2 separate regions of the Homo sapiens genome follow, and region 1 is linked to region 2. Evidence: chromatin loops called from intact Hi-C (ENCODE). Cell type or tissue: ascending aorta. All regions are shown on one strand.

What was found. A loop is a pair of places that touch in the nucleus more often than their neighbours do. Peaks named below come from ENCODE experiments on the same cell type or tissue, not always from the same donor. Only the 100,000 strongest peaks of a DNase experiment are listed, where the experiment ranks them.
Region 1: a loop joins it to region 2, with 9 times the contacts of the local background. A loop is called at or near these places in 1 of 110 quality-filtered maps.

Annotation. Positions count from the first base shown.
Region 1 is chr4:72,388,712-72,393,711 of GRCh38, reverse strand. All of the region lies in intron 4 of ADAMTS3 (ADAM metallopeptidase with thrombospondin type 1 motif 3), which reads left to right. Among named protein-coding and RNA genes, the nearest start is that of ADAMTS3, 180 kb to the left of the region's middle. In ascending aorta, no CTCF peak of the experiment used is centred here; no DNase peak of the experiment used is centred here; H3K27ac peaks cover 2,503 bases.
Region 2 is chr4:72,560,837-72,565,836 of GRCh38, reverse strand. The region is part of intron 2 of ADAMTS3 (ADAM metallopeptidase with thrombospondin type 1 motif 3); the gene reads left to right. Among named protein-coding and RNA genes, the nearest start is that of ADAMTS3, 5.9 kb to the left of the region's middle. In ascending aorta, no CTCF peak of the experiment used is centred here; no DNase peak of the experiment used is centred here.

The sequences.
Region 1 (5,000 bases), 170 kb after region 2:
GATCTCTACATCTTTTTTATTTTCCTGGTTGTGACTTTACTTAAATATTCTGTATATGGAAAGGATTATATATGTTATCATCATATGTCAAAATATTACGTTTGAAGGTAACAAGATTTAGCTCTTGATTTTTAATGACAAAATTGGTGACAGTGATAGCACAGATACTGACTTCCTTTGCGAATGGGATAGTAATTGGGAGGTGGGATGCTAAGGGAAGACTTTTGCTCATCTTTTATTGCATGAATTTTAAAATTCAATTATGTATTCATTTATTACTTACATATTTGGAAAAAATTTAAAACAACAAAGAGGAAATGTGTTAGTCTGAGAGAAGTAGTGGGCATTTTAGTCCAAGTTATCTTATCTATTCTGGTTCCAAGTCTATATAATATCCCACAGCAGACTCCAATCCTAATCTAACATATCGAGATTATATGAAGGAAGGAGATGGAAACTAATATTTCTGTTGCAAAATATCTGATGGAGGCCAGGCGCGGTGGCTCACGCCTGTAATCCCAGCACTTTGGGCGGCCGAGGTGGGTGGATCACGAGGTCAGGAGTTCGAGACCAGCCTGACCAACATGGTGAAACCCCACCTCTACTAAAAATACAAAACTTAGCTGGGTGTGGTGGCAGGTGCCTGTAATCCCAGCTACTCGGGAGGCTGAGGCAGGAGAATCATTTGAACCTGGGAGGCAGAGGTTGTAGTGAGCTGAGATTGCGCCATTGCACTCCAGCCTGGGCGACAGGGTGAGACTCCATCTCAGAAAAAAAAAAAGAAAAAAAAAAAAAATCCGATGGGTAGAAGAATTTTTTTTACTCATACTCTTTTGAAGACAAAGAGTACATCAAAATTTCTTTTCTAGTTCCTCCTAAAACTAAAAGTCAGCTATTTCCAATTATCTTTGAATTAACTTAGAGTAAAAATAAAGTGAAAAAAATTTGTTTTAGGCAAAGAAGTCAGTGAAAAAATTTATATTCCCCTATCCCCTTGGCTTCTCTTCTATTCTTTTCCTCTTTAGGCAAAGAAGTCAGTGAAAAAATTTATATTCCTCTATCCCCTTGGCTTCTCTTCTATTCTTTTCCTCTTTTAAAAAGAACTGTTCTTGAAGAAAACTAGTGTGTGCCTTAAACCTAGCTAGCATCTTACCCCAGTGCAATTTAGGGTCAGGTAGAGACAAGAAAAATTATCAAGATGCTTTGAAGCAATGAATTTCAAGTGCAAAATACTGCTATGATGTATGCATATAATATTCCCACTACTTTGGATTAAGGGGGTGGATTTTTTTTAAATATGTAGGAAGTTTGTGATGGGATAGGGTGGTGATGGACAAGGCTATACATGGAGAAAATAGATATAGAAATATAAAGGCTGTGGAAAGTTACAGTGCCATCATTAATTATGTATGCTTGCCCTTCCTCTTGTTTCGAGATGGAATGTGTAGACTAAGAGACACAGCTGCCTATCTCAGGTGAAGCCTATGAAATATCAGCAGGATGGTACAGTGGGAGGGGCCCTGGTCTCCAGGAGTCAGGGAATATGAGTTCTGGTCCTCATTCTGCCATTAGCAGTGAGGTCTAAGGGGTCACTTCTCTGTTGCACTTGCAGCCACTATCCAGATGGAAATGTTAGGTTTTAAGATCCTCGAAACATCTTTATACTCATGTGCTCAGCATAGGGCCACGCACCTGGAACATACATATTTTTTAAGAGAAAGAGTAAAAGTACAGCATTTTTTAAATTGTAAAAATAGCGTGGGGTGGTTAGAATTTGTTATTGTGTTTTCTACGCGTTTTCAGGATCTTAAAATCAGATTGTAGGTTATCTTCTTAATTTTTTTTTCCTGCAGAAGTATCGCATCTGTAATAGCCTTGACAGGTTGTCATCATGTTACTCTGCTCCAATAACAATATTTTCAATATTTTCACTGAAACCATATTGTGGGTTTTGTTTTTTTTTAACCTTCACTATTGAACACTTCCCTGGTTTTCTAGTCCTGCTTCCTTTCAGGAAGGTTTTAATGGAGTTAAATGATGCGTAGTTGCCATTTTTGTAGGTCTAAAACAGTTGAATATTAACAATTTCAAATGGCGCAAGTAAAGTTTATTATCTAACTGTAGTCACAGAGATTTGGTCCCTGCTTAAAATGTTTCATTGGCCTCTCATGACTCCCCTGACCTCCCATCCAGCCCTTCTTGTCCTGACTCACAAGGGCTTTCACTTACCAATTTCTTTCACTGTCTACACCCCAGCTGCTCTGAAATTTCAGTGCCTGGACTGCTAAGCTTTATCTTCAGTGTGGGCCTTTGGGAATGCCATTTCTTTTGCCAAAAACACTCTCCTTTTCCTCCTGTTCTTCTCCATCTCTCAACTCTGTAGCTTGGGTTGGCTAATACCAATTTGAGCAATGGGAGAGAGACAATATACACAAAGTAAATATGTTTAGTATTTTAGAAGTGAAAATATACACGTAATATACAATATACACAAATTACACAAAAAGATGGATTTTCTTCCCTCTAACTACCCTTTATTCTTTCTTCCCTCTAACTACCCTTTCTTCCCTCTAACCTGGTCCTTTATTCCAAATGCCCCATTTCAGTGATGTTACCCGTAACTAAACATAGTGTCACAGATGTGGACCAATGTGCAAACTGCAGTGGGAAGATCATTTTCCTTGTTTGGGGTCTTATAAATCCATCAGTACAATTATCTAGGGTTGTTAGCTCATAGTAAGCTCATAATCATTTTTCATTTCCCAGAATATAAAAGAAGCTTTAAAAAAAAAGTTTAGCCAGTTTTTTTTTTTTTTTTAATTTTTTCTAGGAACCTAGGAAAAAGGAGTCACCATTGGGAAGTTAGAAAGGCATGGAAGTTTTCAGGAACGGTTTATGTTTTATTTTTGTTTTTAAAATAGCTTTCAGGTATTTATAGAACAGCTTAGGAAATAAAGCGCTTTCCCAGACAGGTGTTTTTGCTATGCTTTGGAATACTGGTATGGGAGAAATGCTACTGAAGCCTTCTCTTAATTCACAGGAGAAACATACCCTTTTGCTCCTTCCTGTATAATAACATTTGCTTTGCCAAAGTCATGAGTAATCAGTATAGGAAATGTAGTTATTTTTAGTTGAATATTATGTTTTCATAAAGTATGAGATAATAGGAAATGAAGTGTCAAAATGAGTAAAGTTAAAAATAAAAGCTTTGGATGTAGTCTGCCTGAGTGAATTCAGGCTCCATCTAAGACAATTTATTTTAACTTTCTGTGCCTCAGTTTTCACACATGTAAAATGGGGAAAGACAAGTGTCTTCCTCACTGGGTTCTTTTGAGAATTAATAAGATAAAGTATTTAGAATAGCATCATTGGTGCCGTCATCACAAATAAATGTACTTATTATTATTTTAACTAAAAGTAGTCATGAAGAATCCCAGAGACTTTTTTAAAGTTAGTTAATATGGTTAATCTTTTGTAATGTGATTCTTATGCCATCCTTCTCAAATTAGTACTATAGGGTTCTGATTATTCTGTAACTCTTCTAGTGCTTCCTACTTATTTAAATGTAGTTTAAAGACATTTGCCCCTCTAGTACACTTGAGATTTGAAAATACCTGAATTAGTGCTGGAAACTAGAAATAGATTTTCTCTCATTTGTATTCATGGTATTTCTTCCCAGTTCCGCTTCCCCTCTCCTTTTCCTGCCCTCTTCTCCACTCGTTTCTGTCTCTCATTCTTGCAGGCCTATATGTGTGTATACACATTCATCTCTTCTTTTCCTTCTCTCTCTCCTTATCATTAGAAAAATATAAGTGAATTGTAAGCTAAACAACTATTGTAAATTGGAGTTCTATGTAATTTCATTTATTGTTAGAGTGGTGTGTGTGGAGCATTTGTGATTGATTGATTGACTGGTTGATGGCTATTAAATATTGGTATAAACCCAGATTTCCTCTGTTATGGTACCCATTATCTTTATAGTTCCAAAATATTTTTCAGGAGATTTTTTTAAAAGTCACTTAATTTGTGACATACGCTGGTGGACCTTACAAAATTTTCTCTTAACGTTGGCACATTTGAGTTGCTTCGCAGCTGTTTCTCCACTGCATAGTCCTTTCTAAATGTTATTAATGATATACTTTCATGAGGGATAGTTTCTTGTTTGTATGATTTTTTTTTTTTGTTTTTTTCATCTTTTAATTTAAATGAAACATTTCAAAGTTATACAGATGAACAAAAATAAAATTATAGACATGTGTATATCATACAATTAAACAGCTATCAATATTTTTCCATGTTTGTTTTAAATGTTTCAAATGTTACAGATATGGCTAAAGCCCCACCACTAATTTATTTCCTCTCTGTCATTCCTGAGGGGTGGTCATTCACAAATTTTGAAACAGATTATTCTTCTGAATTTTCTTTTTTATTTTTGCTGGATTTATATAAAATATTAGTTAGGATACCTGTGCGGTAAAGAATTAACATAACAGTCCTGAGGCTGTTATCCTCGGAAAGGCCTCCTTGCAAGGTTGGTCATTGGCTGGCATATTAAAAACTGGAATTTAGAAGGGTTCGCATTCCCAGAACTGATAAGGGTGGCTTGCTGTGCCAAAACTGTACAAACAGTGTGGGTGATACTGAACACCTAATTTTTTCTGGGAATCTGGAATTTTGGTTTGTGCTAGGCCGAGGATGGCTACGTGACCAGCCCCCAACAAAATCTCAGGCACTGAGTCTTTAATGAGATTTCCTAGTAGACAACATTTCACATGTTTTATCCAACTCATTGCTAGAGGAATTAGGTGTGTTCTGTGTGACACCACTGGGAGAGAACTCTTGGAAGCTTGTGCTGGCCTTCCTCTGAACTTCACCCTGTGTGACTTTTCCCTTTGCAGGTTTTTCTTTGTATGCTTTCACTGTAATGAATCCTAACCATGAACAGGACTATATGCTGAGTCCTGTGAATCCTCCTAAGGAGTCATCAAATCTATGGGTGG
Region 2 (5,000 bases):
GCCCTGGATTGAACCGAAGTTTGGTTCAGTTGTTTTGCTAATGTAAATTACTATGGTAGCCCTTTTAAAGGGAAGAAAATAGTACAGGTGTCCTTAAATTTGGCAGAGGAGAGATAAGTCAGTATGAAAGAGAGGAGGCGGAGCCCTCTTAGGGTGTAGTGCTGAAGATTTACTTGTTCCCATATTCATCTGTTTTATGGGATTTCTCTCTTTTATTATTACCATTCTTATTTATCGTTTTCCAGTTGAATGAAGAGAAGAACAGATTGAATAAAATAGATTTTGGCCCACAGGTCTTGTGATAGCAAAAGTATAACTATCATTTCACTTTGGTTTATGTATCATATGTAAGAAAATCTTATGTACAGTGATTAGTTTTGCTCCCCTGTTCCCATGTGTAAAGGCACTGCTACACTGCTAACCTGGAGATTTGGTGAAATGCACTCCTGAACACGTTATTTATTTTTTTTCTATTAACTGATTTAGAAGTAGTTTTATATAACTACCTGGGGACGTGTTATTTGATCAGAAATACATTAGGAAAGACAAATAATGTTTGTAGATTTTATTTATTTATTTTTCAACAAATTGGCTAGAAAATAAATTTCATGGCCCTGAATAATTTCTAAATAATTTAATGTTTCAGGAAGGGTTAAATATAAATGAGTAATAAACCACAAGTTGTTAAGAAACTAAATTTTAAAAATACTTTCTACTGAAGTGTAGTATAGATGTAGGAGGGTGCATATAAGTGTACTTTGCTGATTTTTCACAAAGTGAATGCTCCTGTGCAGTCAGCAGTCAGCAGCTGGATCAATAAGTTGAACATTACTGGAATCCCTGTACGTCCCTCATGCCAACTGCCAAGCATTCTCCCGTTATGAAAGGTGACTGCTCTCCTGACTTCTAACAGGATAAATTGATTGTGTCAGTTTTTCATGCTCTTTGTAACTAGAGTCACAGGATATGTACTTCTTAGTATTTAACTTAGAAGGTCAATTTTCAAAAATATATCTTATATGCTTCAACCCTCTAGACTAGGAAGGCTTTTATTTAGGTAAAGAGAAGGCAGTTTGTGATGGGGACAGGTTAGAATATGTATAGCTATGTCACCAATATAGTGTCTCATGCAGGATATTGCCTCCTTCCTTCTCTCTTCAGCCAGTGGAATAATACCTTCTTGGTATGTGGGAAAGTAGGATTCACCCTAGAAAAAATGGGTAAATAGGTTTTGAACCCTGACCTAGTTGTGTGCCTCTTTGTCAACCAGATAGGAACTGCCTCTCTAACCACCTACCTATACCCATACATACATATATATCTGTGTGTTTGAGTATGTTTCTGTATATATGTGTAAGTATGTTTCATGAGATCATTGACATACTTCTAGGGCGTATCAGGGAGCACTGTCATTTCTGACTCAGAGTATTGCCTTGGTAGGATGCCTGAGTTAATTGTGGGAAACTGGTGTGGCTGGTCCAATTGGGTAAGGAGGCTTGCTCAATGACACATGTGGCTTAGGAAATAATCATAGTTCTGTAGACACTGGAAAATCTGAAAAAGAATTCTCTGAGTCCTTTTGTTTCATAAGCCACCACTGAGATTGCTTGAGTATCATTTGAGGAAAAAGCATTGTGATCCTTTAGTGTTAAGCTGTCTTCCCTTTCCCGACCCCACTTGGAATTGGGGCATATCTTCCATCTCCTGATTCCTCTTGGAATTGGGGCATCTGTCCTATTTCTGTTCCTCAGTTGCAAATTCCATTACATCCCAATCTTAAAAAAATAAAGTTGCTAATCTTACTCTCTCAGATATCTAGTTTACTAAGAGATAATTTTTCACCATTTTCAGGTTTCAGTTTGTAAGGTTTAGTGTGAGTCACTTACCTAGTTATTGACCAGTAAACATTGTCACTAGATTAACCCTCATGAGAGCAAAGACTTTGTTTTGATGCCAATTGTATCTCTAGTACATAAAACAGTGCTTGGTAGCTTGTGGGTCCTCAAATATTGGTTATTCAATGAATAGATCTAGCAAGCAGGATATTATTATATTAAGGTTTATCTATGTTCTGAATTTCCTTGAATGCTCTTGTTTTGTGCCTTTCTCCAGGCTGAATTGGTCCCTAAGAAAATGAAGATGGTGACAATGGCTATACAATTAATTATTCAATGTTATCAAGGCCTCTTGGGACTCCTCTTCCACCCCACAAAGCACAGGGACCTAGGCCTATCATTTTTTGTATGCTTTTCTGTTTGTACTCAATAAGTATTTGGTAAATTGAATTGAATTCTATGTGCAGTTTTGGAATGCCAACTAATTTTTTGTTTTTTTAACTACAGCCTACTTGGGATCATTTGCCCTATTGCTGGCATCAGGAAAGATAAGCTAAGCTAAGATTAAAATCTGTCAATCCAATTTGCCAGCAGCAGTACTAGAAAGTGTGGTGAAGGAGGTTTAGGGGGATCCTTTGTAAAATTTAGAATTTTAGCTACTCAAGCCATTATTCTTTCTTGTAACTAAAGGTAATGGAGTTGGCTTTACTGATTTATCTTTTGTCCCTCCATTGAGCATGATTATGGTGAATGTTAACTGCTTCAAGATTCTTAGGTGAAAATTTTATTAAGTGCAGCATGCTATGTATCACCATTATCACAACTTAGTGTTGGTGTTTAGCCATGCTTTCACTGCTTTTCCTTGTCATTGTACCAAATAATTATAATATTGCTCAGAAATGTTAAAAAACCCTCAAGGTCGCCTCTGCTTCCAGAATGATGATCTTAAAACATTCTTTACTTTGAGTAGCCAACCCAGATTATCTTGGAAATCCATTAGGAACCATTCCAAATTGCCTGGCAAAATCATGAGTAATTTTGATATGAAGAGTTGGGTTATTGTGCTTGGAAAGGATATATTGACAATGATGACTTCAATGGAACTTTAATGCTTCTTTAAAAAGGATTGCTATTATCAGAATTTTGAGAATCTTCTCTTTAGTGTTCGTGTAGTAGAGATCAAATTTTATTCCTAAACTATACTACTTCTATTATTATAAGTTGTTGAATTTTTTCTTTTTAATTAGTCAGTGTTTTCCCAGATTGTTGATGTCTTACAAGTGCCCACTGTAATTATATTCTTTAATTTTTCTGGATTCTTAAGATTTTTGAAAATCATTCCAGTTCCCAAACTGCTGTTATAATTTAGCATGTTCTTATTCAAACTTCTTTCAGTACACACACTGTATTTTTTGTATAACTGTTTTTGTTTTGTTTAATGTTTTAGTACAATTTTTCAACATAATTACAAACTCCTTCTGAACTTCATTTTAATCTCATCATACTAATAAACTCTAATTTGTATAATCATTTTCCTAACAGTATTTATTTTCCCATGATAGTGAATGTTGCCACACAGTGTTGTGTATGTATATGTCGTTGCCTGCATTTCAAGTGACTACTTTAGGAGAGAGCCCCACAAGTTGGTTACTGAGTAAAAACAAATTCACATGATACATTTTGACAAATGGCTTTTGAACAAGTCTGTATGATCTGAACTCCTACTAGCAACTTAGGAAAGTATTGATTTTTAAAATTTCACTTTAGAATTATTTCTTTCTTCTTTTTGATATTTGAATATAATTTTTAAATATTTGGTTATGCAATCTGAAAGATGCAGCGAATTCGTAATTTTTCTAACTCTCAAGTACCCAATAAATATGAATAATCATATTATACAAATGTTTTTGTAATTTTATTAGTACTGCGAGAAGACTCATCTACCTCATACAGTGCAATCTGAGAGTTGTATATTCCTGAAAATGGACAGTGAAGCACGGGAAGTTTCCTAGCATAGCAACCTCTGTTCCCACATATAATTTATACCTCCTGATTTTCCAAAGAAGTTTACATGACTTTGCTGACTAACTGTAAATCCCTAGGAGAAATTTTGTGGTAAAATGTCAGTCTCTTGTTTATGAAAATGATTGCCACAAATTCAGCATGATGAATCTGCATGGAATTTAGAACAAATTGTGAGCAGCATGAAAAGGTATACCTTGCTCTTGAAGTGATTGATAAAACAAAAATAGTCATTAGGAAACTTGTAGCAAGTAAAACAGGATTAAATATATGATTCCTCAGGTACTGTGGTCTTAGATAGTAAATCACATTTCCAACAATTTTTCTTAATATTTAGTAAGTATATTTTTATTTAGATATGCAAACAAAAAGAATGATTGATGGCATTATTCATGAGTTCCAGTTCTCTTTCCTTTACGTGTAAGAACCTCTCTCTTTTACATGTAAAGTTCATTTTTTTCTTTCTTTTTTTTTTGAGACAGGGTCTCGCTCTGTAACAGAAGCTGGAGTGCAGTGATGCAGTCATGGCTCACTGCAGCCTTGATCTCCCCAGCTCAGGCGATCCTCCTGCCTCAGCCTCCCGAGTAGCTGGGACTACACTGGCCCCATTTCCTTTTTCTTTTCTTTCTTTTTGAGACAGAGTCTCACTCTGTTGCTCAGGCTGGAGTGCAGTGGCACAATCTCAGCTCCCTGCAACCTCTGCCTTCTGGGTTCAAGCAATTCTCTGCCTCAGCCTCCCGAGTAGCTGGGACTACAGGTGCATACTACCACGCCGGCTAATTTTTGTATTTTTGGTAGAGACGAGTTTCACCATCTTGGCCAGCTGGTCCTGAACTCCTGACCTTGTGATCCACCCGCCTCAGCTTCCCAAAGTGCTAGGATTACAGTGTTAGCCACCGTGCCTGGCCCTGGCCCCATTTCTTAATCTAAAATCTAAATCTATATATCCAGGAGAGGACCTGTTAATACTCATATTTCCTCTATCAAGTGGTCAGGAGCACAGACACTGTTGACTGAGTAGTTTAAAGTCCTAACTCCACCGCTTTCTAGCTGGTAACCTTAACCTCTCAAAGTGTTACTTTCTTGTGTGTAACATATGCATAATACTACATTTTAGAAAAAAATTTAATTTTAATTTTAAGT